Linked DNA regions of Mus musculus: region 1 is linked to region 2. A link is a loop called in an ENCODE intact Hi-C map of the cell type or tissue named here. Cell type or tissue: left cerebral cortex. All regions are shown on one strand. Each heading gives the region's core, and the rest is flanking DNA. Links, peaks and the distances in the headings are about the cores only. Region 1 has its middle 49 kb from the start of Slc41a3. Region 2 overlaps Iqsec1 (IQ motif and Sec7 domain 1).

Evidence for each region. Hi-C counts contacts between places; a loop is a spot of excess contacts. Peaks named below come from ENCODE experiments on the same cell type or tissue, not always from the same donor. Only the 100,000 strongest peaks of a DNase experiment are listed, where the experiment ranks them.
Region 1: a loop joins it to region 2, with 4 times the contacts of the local background. A loop is called at or near these places in 30 of 42 quality-filtered maps.

What each region holds. Positions count from the first base shown.
Region 1 is chr6:90,650,822-90,656,199 of GRCm38, reverse strand. No RefSeq gene overlaps it. Among named protein-coding and RNA genes, the nearest start is that of Slc41a3, 49 kb to the right of the region's middle. In left cerebral cortex, for the core only: a CTCF peak has its summit at 2,285 (motif pointing left); DNase peaks (open chromatin) are centred at 715, 914 and 2,252.
Region 2 is chr6:90,726,715-90,732,092 of GRCm38, reverse strand. All of the region lies in intron 1 of Iqsec1 (IQ motif and Sec7 domain 1), which reads left to right. Among named protein-coding and RNA genes, the nearest start is that of Iqsec1, 81 kb to the left of the region's middle. In left cerebral cortex, for the core only: a CTCF peak has its summit at 3,242 (motif pointing right); DNase peaks (open chromatin) are centred at 1,925 and 3,235; H3K27ac peaks cover 1,507 bases.

The DNA.
Region 1 (5,378 bases), core at 72-5,071, 76 kb after region 2:
TGGGTTGGGGAGCACCCTGTAGAAGCTGGGGTGGGGATGGGATAGGGGGTTTCTGGAGGGAAAACCAGGAAAGGGGACAGCATTTGAAATGTAAGTAAAGAAAATATCTAATAAAAAAGAAAACAAAAATAACAGCAACAAAACCCTGAAAGGATCCAAGAGAGTGAAACTGAAGGGTGGAGTCTGAGATCAGAGCACAGGGAGACATCGGAATGCCTAGTAGTCTGTAACTGGAGTCCCTGAAGGAGAGCCATGGAACAGGTAGAATGGTGACACAAAGCTGAGGGAAAACCATTGTCCTGAGGGCTCATCTCAACAGACTGCAAGAATGGATCAAGATTCCCTCACCAAGAGAAGCTATAAAGTCATTGACCTTGGCAGATAAAGAGGACATCGACTAAACAGGACCACCAAATACAGAGAGCACATCACTGATGAAGACAGACTGGCACTGGGAGGTAAAGAAACAGAGTGAGGGTCCTATGAGCAGCCAGCACACTCACACAACTCCTGTGATGATGATTGGGGTGTGGGCTTCACTGAGCTGAGGAAATTGGGTTCATTTTTTTTGGGGTAGCCCAAGAGAGGGTTCTCAAGAAGAAACCAACATCTGACCTGGTGACCGTCTGCAGCAGATCTGTCTTACCCTGACAAGGGGCTATCAGCAATCCATGGACATCCTGGATGGAGCAGAGCCCACACAGAGCAAGAGGCCTGGTCTGGCTTCAGGTGGAACACACATCTCTTGTCCTCAGACTCACTCAAGATTCTTGCATCTGGAATTCTGGACTTTATTCCAGAGATACCTCCAATCTTTGGCTCAGGACTACAGGTCACACCCCAGGCTCCCCATGGTCTCAGGCATGTGATTTACAGCTGTTCTGGGTATCTAGTTGGCACACAGCACACCATGGGATGTTGTAGGTCCCCAGCATCATAAACCAAATTCTTAAATAGATCCCCTCCCACATATCTTTCAGGCTCCAGAAACCAGGATACACTGTAAGACACCAGAGTAGAGTAGACGTGCAGCTCAAAACAGCAACCAAGCTACTATGTCTAAGTAGAAACATGCTCAAGTCTCATCAAAAGGCAAATAGTGTAAGAGTGGCTTGCATGTTATAATGTGCCATAGTAATTCAGATCAAGACTTCCAACTCAGTGACATTGAACGCTGAGTGCCTGGATTCAGGAGATGCTCACCCAGGAAAGTGCTTTTTGTATAAGCATGAGGGCATGAGTTCAATAGCTGGAATCCGGTGGGGGGAGGGGGGGAGAAGCTAGGCTTGGGCATGTGTGCCGATATGTGCCGAGGAAGCTGAGACATAGGTCCCTGGACTGGGACTCAGCAGGCTAGATTATTTGGTGAGTTCCTGGACTGTGAGAGAGTTTTTTTCGAAAAACAAAACCAAAAAAAGTCAATAATACTTAAGAAATGACACCTAAGTTTGGCCTTTGACCTCTCTACATACATGTGTGCATGCAGCATGCATTCATTTCTATGCCATGTTCCAGCAGGATTCAACAGGTTTGGATGGGAGTCTCCTTTGCCAAGGACCTGTTTGAGGAATACCCTTAAGTCAAGAGTTGGAGTGGCCACCCAGCTTTCCATGAAATCATGACAGGTTTGGATTGGAACTGCATTCAGTCTATAATGGATCAGAGAGCCAAACTCTGCCAGCTCTGCCCCTATTCTGAGGCACACATAAGACAGCCCATAGAAAGGCTTCATAAACAAATACAAGGGCACTCTCACACAGGCAAAGATGGGGTAGGGGCAGTAGTTTCATCTTGGTGTCTAATGATGTAAAAAGTGGCCTCAAAAACAAGACACAAAATCACATGGTTTATAGTGCAAATTCCCAATGAAGATATAAATTTAGGGCCATGTAGGTATCCAGTAATGCAGTGGCCACCTTCAAAAATCATGGCATCACTGTAAGGTCCTGCCAGGCCACCATGCCTCTACTTCAGACACATATACATGTGTGCATGTATGCAAACATGAATCATACCTGTACATCCACACAGGTACAGGGGAGGGGAAGGGAGGGGAGAAGAGACGAGAAGAGGAAATAGCTCTCACATATGTACACTCATACACAAATAGATTCAAAGACTTCAATACTAAAGATGAAACCTCTGTACCTTCAAGTTTCACTGTTATCCCTTGCTTGGACCAGCTGGTACTTACCAGACAGACTACAGGGCCATCCTCAGTGACAGAGGCCAGCCTTTGGACAAGGCCCACCAGCCACAGCAGCAAGAAAAGCTCCCCCTGCTGGCTTGCTGTGCAAACTCCTGCTCAGAATGCCAGTGGGCAATGGTTCAGTTCCAGACTTAAAATGGTTGATGTGCTCACTCACAAACCACCACCTTCAGGAAAGAAAACTCCCCCTTTTCCACCAGAGACTCTTGTGCCTGTGACGAGCCTGTCTGTCCTGTCTCCAGACTTCGGTGAGCCTCCTATCAGTAGTATAGCCATTTGCATGTTTATGTTGTATGTAAATAAATTCATGGCGTGTGTTCTCTCTCTTGGCCGTGTCCCCCTTGCTGTGGAGCTGTAAACACTCACTTGTTTGTGTGTTTAGTATTTCATTGCAAGGGTGTACAAGTGTTTATCAAAGCCCACACAGCATAAATCCACAGAGCCCAGAAGCTCAGAGAACTGCAAGCAAAAAATTCACAAAAACACCATCAGCACAGCAGCATCATACAAGGATCTGAGATAGAATACGGGCTGACTTGGCACAAGCCATGAGAAGCTCGAGCAGGGTTAAATGAGAAATAAATGTCAGCAGAGAACCCTGAAAGAAGCCTTTGCAGACACCAAAGGCAACAGTTGCGACCTCAAAGTGAAAAGCAACAGGTTCCTGAGACAGCCAGGCCCACAGCACACACAGAGCTTCCTGGGAGGTGCATAGCAACCAAGGAAGCCTCTATTTTAAAGGTATCTCCAGGAAGCTAAGCCAACACTTTAAATAAAGATTACACATGAAAAAATTCTGAACATGGACAGGAGCCACTAGGGTTGTACAAGGATGAGGGCAGAGGGTGGAGTGGGTAAGCCATTGTAGATGATGGAGAGATGGTGGCGGTGGATGGAGGGAAGGGATGGTGATGGTAGATGTGTGGGCAATGGGAGTAGTGGAGAGGTGGCAGAGGTGTAAAAGTGATTGTAAAATGTTGATGGCCTACAGCCAGGGAAGGGACCTCTTAACTGTCAAGACTGCAAGTTTTATGGTATGTACATTATATCCCAACCAACAAGAAACATAATAACAAAGAGTTACAAGCTTTGGGAAGTTCTGTGGTTCCTGCTGGTCTAGGCTGTCAGCTTTCTGCTCCAGCTGTCATGCCTACTGCCTGCTGCCATGTTTTCCCCACCATTATGGGCTCTAACTGTCTGGATCCATAAACCTAAACCCAAATAAACTCTTCTGTAAATTGCCTCGGTCATGGTATCTTTATCGCGCAACAGAAATAACTAACACGACAGGAAAAAGTGAACGGAGACCAAATGAGATGACTGTCTTAGGGTTTCTACTACTGTGGCAAAACACCAACCAAAAGCAACCTGAAGGAGGAAGGGGATTAGCTTACTTCAATTTATCGCTTGTAGCTCATCCAGGGAAGCCAGGGCAGGACTCAAGGCAGGAATCTAAAGACAGGAACTGATATGGAGACCATGGAGGAATACTGCTTTCTGGCTTGCTCCTTGTGGCTTGCTCAGTCTGCTTTTGTGTACCGTCTAGGACCACAGGTACTGGGGTAGCTCCACTCACAGTAATCTGGACCCACACACATCATCGGCCAAGATGTACCACAGGCTTGCTCACAGGTCAATTGGATGGGGGCATCTTCTCAACTAAAGTTCCCTTTCCCAAAGTGTCAAGCTGGCACAATATACTAGACAGCATAATTAACCCATTGTCAACTCGACACACAAACACATAACCATTCAACCAGAACCTTTTCTTTACCATTTGTCCCCACCAAGGCATTTTAACATTACTATCATAATGATGTATAAAACATCCCATCCTTTAAAAGACTCACAGCCTTTAAAAATTCAAACCCTTTAAACACCCAGTCTCTTTAAAATATCCAAAGCTCTCTAAAATATCCAAAATATCTTTAAAAGTTCAATGTCTCACCATAATCCCAAAGTCTCTTAACTGTGGGATTCTGTAAAATAACTTTCTTACACCAAGAGGGGAAAGCCAGGCAGACACAATCATAGCAAAGCTAAACCAAAATCTAACATTGTAAAACTCAGTGTCAGATGGAGGGACTCACAATCTCTAGGCTCCAAAGGGCTTACCTCAGTATGTACAGCTTGTCTCAGAAGTGCAGGCTGCTCGGCTCCAAAGCTGCCGCTGTCCTTGGCAGTTGTTCTATGGTACTATTATCTCAAAACACTTGCATCTCTGCTACAACTTGGCTTTACCTTCACCAGTAAGCTCTTCTGGGCTCTCTTCAGTGACTCTGACCCTGCCCCATGATGCCAAGCCTCAGCCTCTAAGACCCCTCCAGTTCAGGGTTGTCAGTGCTACGGAGGCTGCACACTCACCTGTGGCCTCTCTCAGCCTCTCCTGGTGCCAAGCCTCAGCTGCTCTCCATGCATGGCCTTTCGTGGCTTTAGGACCAGCATCACCTGGGAAATTCTCACACATCAGGTGTGCCTTTGCCCCCTCTGGACCACAGCTTGTGTATGCTGACTCTGAGTAAATACACCCAGACACATGATCCTCAGGGATTCTGGTCTCATTGGGTCTAAAGAACCCACAGCAGGTTCTTTAGACCCAACGGTCAGCATCAATTGTTTCAGTAAAACAAAATTTCACTTTAGTTCTATTGGCCTCTTGTTAATCATTGTGGATTCTTCAGCCCCGGACAATCAGAACTTCAAATTTTTAATAAAAACACAACAAAACGAAAATCACATGACAGTCTTTGAAAAACTTTCAAACTTCCATCTGAAACCTCACACGCCAGGCTTATGCTCCAAGAAAACATAGGTCTGTCACAGCAATATCCCATGAGCTGGTACCAATTTCTCTCTTAGTTGTATTTCTGTTGCTCGCTTACTGGCTTGCTCAACCTGCTTTCTTATAAGCACCCAGGACCACCAGCCAACAGTTGGCCCCACCTACATTGAGCTGGGCCCTCCCACATCAACCATCAATCAAGAAAATGCACCACAGGCAAATCTTGGTGGGATATTTTCTCGATTGAGGTTCCCTCTTTCTAAATAACTGTAGCTTTGTATCAAGTTGATGTAAAACTAGCCAGCATAATGACCAAGAGCTGGAAGATTAATTGTATTTAAACAAACAGCCACAGCAGACTAACCACATGCTAGTAGCCAAAAGTCA
Region 2 (5,378 bases), core at 238-5,237:
CAATGTACTCAAACAGAAATGAATTTGGCCCTATTAGATGTGTTTTGTCTCTTACTCATCGTTCACCTCTTCTGATTGGTGAAACAAGGGTTAAAGTCAACCCTGTTTCAGTGTTTTTATGTCCTCCTTGATTTGTTGAATTTGAATTTGGGTAATTCTGGTTCTATTCCTTTCTGAGGTCATCGATCCCTCTCAGCAACCCCTCCATCTCTTCTGATGAGGACTTGGGAGGGATTTTATGGTTTCAGTTCCTCCTTTTTCTCCAATTCCCATCCTCATCTTTCTTGGTGAACTCTCACACATTTGAGGAATCCAGTCCTACCCACAATCCACCTTTCACAGTAGGACTCAACCCCACAGGAAACAGATTTGTGTGCAGTAAGATCCCCTGGCAGATACCTCCTAGGCAGCTCAGCATCTCTGAACGAGGCAATCTTAGGCTGTACTCAGTCCCAGCCTGTGTCTCTCCCATTCCTGTGGTCCCAGAATCAGCAGCAGGCTCTGGGTGATAGGGCCTTGCAGGGGAAAATGGCCAGAAGCAACCAAAGGGCAGACACTTCCCTTCCCCGCCCCACCCCACCAGCTGCTGCTCCTGCCAAACAGGTCCTGGGGCCTCAGGTCACATGTCCAGCCAGAGCTGACTCTGGCACCGGTGGATTAAGCAGGGGCTCAGGGTTTATGACCGGTGCTGGCTTCTGACAGGGAAGAGGGCTGGAAAGGCTCAGCTGCAGGGACATAGAGGCTACTGTGGCCACCTCTCAGCAAGAGGTCCCACCCAGCACCGGACCCAGGTAAGGAAAAGCAACGCCCCACCCAGCTCTGGGTGTTATCTAGAAACTGAAATATCCCATCCCAGGTTCTGTTTATCTAGGTGTTTAGGAGGCTGGGAGATGATGACTCCCAAGCTCCAGCCTTCAGCATCTACCTGCCTGCCAGAGCTTGAACATGGCACAAGATTTCTACCCACTAGACCCTCTTCTCAAATGTGTGCTCTGGACTGGGAGGGAGTCTGGCCCTGGAGCCCCCTTTGGATTGGTGGTCAGTTCCTGGGCTGATAGGACATAGCCTGCTGAGAAAACAAAACAAGACAAAACAAAACAGCCTTCATTTCATCTCCATAAGAGGGGAGGAAGGTCTGAAGACCAGGCACCTCACTACCACCTCTTCTCCTACCTTACAAAGTGTGGAAGAGCAACCGGTCTCACAGATATGGAAACTGTACCCAGCCCCATCCAGCATTTCAGAGGCACACCCACGGGGACCTATGTGTTACAGGCTTGACTACTGGTCCTCAGTGGGTTTCTTGGGTTGTATGGCAAAAGGCAGTTCCTCCAGTGCAGAGAGCCCAAGGTTTTGAGAAGAAAGTCAGGGAAAAGCTAGCATCTGGGATCCCATTCAGCCATGCACAGCCCTCCCTACAATGTGCAATTAGCTTGTAGTGCTGGGATTGACTTGGCATTGTACTGTAGACATCACAGTGGTACCTGTTTTACTGTTAAATACCCAGAGACTCTAAAATGCTATGGTGAAGAATGTACCTTGAGACCCCAGCCCTGCCCCCTATACCCCTCAGGCACTTAGTCAATTCAGGCTGTTTTCACGGATCAATAACTGAGGTTCCTTAGTCTTCTGGAGTTCTTAGCTCCTGTCTCCGTCCTTCTGGGGCTTTCTGTGTTAATGTGCATGTCTCTTGCCCCAGTGCTTGCTAGGAAGTACAGATTATGGTCAGGAACTCTACCCTGGAACTGTGTACAGAGGAGAGTGTGTGCGCCCCTCCCCAGAACAAGTATGAAAAGCATTCTGGGGTGTCTGTCAGCTAAATATTGATCAGCCACCAAGGGTGTATTCTAAAGGACCCTGGGCAGCTTGCTGTGATTTTATGTCCACCCTCTCGGAACTGGGTCCCTGGTGGCCACCTCCCTCCAGAAGGCACACAGATTGTCAAATTCTGGCACCAGATTGTCCTCGTCAGCAGGGCTGGAGCCTGGCACGGGGCAAACAGTAGGAATTGTGAGCAGAAAGAACGACTCCTCTGTGCCCAGTAAGGCCCCAGGGCAGAGACTAGCCCCCTACCCCACTACCAGATGATTCTGGGTTTGGAGTGGGGGTGGGGGTTGAGGCCTAAGGACCTGGCTCAGGCCCAGCCTAGCTGCCAACTGGCCACTGTGTGACCTTGAGCCAGCTATGGCGACTGTCCTCCAGGCTCCTGACTCAGTGGGGTGCCCAGGCTGTGTCAGCTGCAGGAATCATTAGAAGCTTTTGTCCCCTTAAGGAACCAAACAAACTGTACAATGTCACCTCAGCCACCAAGACTGAGGAAGGTGGTTTTTTTCGTTCAACATTTAGTTGCTTATAAATACCTTATAGGCTTTTGAGGCACACCAAGAGGAAGCTGAAGGCAAAGAAAGCTAAGCCTGGCCTTGTGACATCTGGGCCTGCAAGTTTCTTATCGCTGGCCATTTACATATCTCCAAGGGGACTGGGTCAGGGCTTTGTCTCACCTTAGGTTTGAGAAAGGAGGGGTAGCAGGTGATCATGTGGGAGTCACAGGTCATACATATTAATTAGCCTTCACCTGGACTCCCTGCTCCCTCCAAGAAAAACAGTTGGCCTGGGGAGGTGTGGCAGGGACCAGAACTCACAGCCATTCAGTGGGCTAGAGCCTCAAACTCTTTCAGTTTTCACATGTTGAGTTCGTATACCCACACAAGAGCAGTTGGCCTGCACTTTTGCCCCACCCTGGACCTGAGGTCTGTGTCCACCAGAAGAGGCCCTGTGAATTCTTACAAAAGAACCCTTGGCAAATGCCTTGTGAATTCCGGTCAAAAAGAGCCGTGCAGCATTTTGCTTTTGCCCTTCTGGTTGTGCATCTGGTCAGGGCATCTCTGTGGAGATTCTAGCCCTCTGTTTGTCCAGCCTAAGCATTAAAAAGCCCCCTTGCTTCTGTGTCTGTTCCAAGAGTGAGGGTATGGACAAGGACTCACATTGAGCCAGCATAACTCACTTCACCCACAAAAACTTGTTTACAACCAGTAGCACTAAATCTGTGCTGAGCCTAGGGACAGATACACAGACAGCCTATCTTTATCCAGAGAAAGGGCCATGTTCCCTCACAGGTCACCCAGGAACTGAGTCACTGAAGGTAGGTTTGGGTTAGCCAGGTCCTGAGGCAGTAGTACCTCTGGGCTCAACCAGTCTCCAGGCTGGGCCAGCCAAGATGCAGTTCTCCAGCAAGGCAGCAGGTGGCACCAGCCTCTAGCGGTGGTGAGTAGTCTGGCCTAGCAGGCCTAGGACAAATGGGGCTGGAGACTGCTCCCTCCTGAACTTGCTAGGCTTCTCTGCCCCTCACCCACACACCATCCCTGAGCCCCAAATGCAGCTATCAACAACCCATCTTTCATCCCCTCTGAAGATTGTTCCACCAGCTGTGGTCTGGCTATCTTCTTAAGCCAATATAAATTTGCCCCAGGGTCTGTCCTAGAGACAGATGGAGACAGCTGTTGGAATCCCTGTTACAGGCAGTGGAGCTCAGGAGCTAGAGTGCCTGGGTTCAGATCCCAGCTTTGCAGACTTCAAGATTAAATGCTGGTTCCAGGAGAGTGAGCATGAGGGTCCCTGTGAGTGAGCCGGTGTCAGGCAGGGAGTGCTAGATGCCATGCCATTCTATCTGTGCACAGGAAGGACTGCTGGAACTTGGTGACTATGGTCAGGACTTACCTCCTCAGCTGCAGCATTAAGGTATCTGGTCCAGCACCCCAGCACTGCCTCTTGCAAGCTGAGCACATTTGGGCTGAATCTTAGGTTCCTAAGGCACCTGGCAGGGGCTCATGCACTGCATGTCAGAGCCTCAGATTGTGCTGTGGGTGGGGTGGGCTAGATGAGTGGGGGATTCTCCACTGATTCTGCCTTTAGACCCAGAGTACTCTCACCCCTTTAAGACAAGGTTGGACCTAAGTGTCAGTGGGGGCCTAGGCATGGGTAAGGCCATATGGACATCGTTAAGGCTGAGGACATTCCTTGCCAGCCATGTTTCTGAAGTATTTTCCCAAGAGTTCAGATAATTTTAATAACAGCTGCTGTCAGTCTGTTTCACCTCACTTTCTCTCAGTGGAATTTTCTGGAGGTTATGTGCCATGTTGGTTAATGGAATGGCATTGTTGTCTTTATGCTAAAAGAAAGAATGTCTCCTAATTTTTGGTATGGTAAGTATTGATAGCCCTCGTGAACAATTTGCAGATCCTCAGTAAAGATGGGCACGGTGCTACAAGCCTATAATCCTAACACCTGAGAGGTTGCCACAATAGGATTGTTGTGAGTTTGAGGCTAGCCTGGGCAAAATCAGTATGAAAAAAGAGCTTAAGACAGAAGTTTGAGTATCACTTGCCTATATTGAAAAAAATTAAAAATGTAAGAGTACTTGATAGGGAAAGGACAGCTGAAAGTTGTTTCAATGTGGGACCAACAGGGATGGTGGGAATCGCAGCCAGATAGATAGTGCTCAGCCAATCACAGGTCATTGACTCTGTCTGTACCAAGTTCCCATAGACCAGAGTAATCCAGGGTCTGTGATGAAGCCCCAAGTGCAGCTCAGCCACACCAGGCCATTTTGACTCAGAGCCACCCCCGGTGGCAGCTGCTGGCCTGGAGTCTCAGCATCTCTGTATGTGTAGGAGATTCTGCAGGCTACCTGAGATCAGATGCAGACACTAGGAAGGGTGAGAGCAGGTCTGAAGTCTTACGTCCCAGGCGTATCCTTGTGGTGAGCTCCAGGTTCTGATGAGGCTGCCACCTCATAGTCAGTGGTTGGAGGTTACTGTCCAGAGTTGGTTCCTGGTTCTTCTGGGCCTGACGTCTTGAGCATAAAGAGGACATGGAGAATTCCAGATAGCACCTTAGTAGTTCCCCTCAAATATAAAGAGCAGCTCTGCATGAGAACGTTTTACTCAAGCCTTGTGTCTCTCACTTATGTAATGTTTATTTACATGGTTAAGTACTCAAAGTACACCAGAGGACACTGGGGATTGTCCCCTCCCCTTCTCCCTCCACGCTGGGGACTATAGCAACACTTCTAGTTTCCAGTTGCCTGGCTCTTTCTTCTAAACTTTGCTTGTCATGGCTCAACTTCTCATGTCTTATTCAACATTTATGTTTATACAAGCAAGTATATATAAACATTATTCCCCTCATCTTTATTTTGCCTTGCTGGAGTTGGGCCCAGGGCTTCACCCATGCTAAGCAAGTACTCTGCTGCTGAGCCACATCCCAGTTCCTCAGCCCCCCACTTCTCCACATGGACTGTGAGGATGAGATCAGACAGCGTCTGACACCTTGTACAGCCTGCTGTTTCTCACTTGGCCCTAGGACATAGACATCATTAT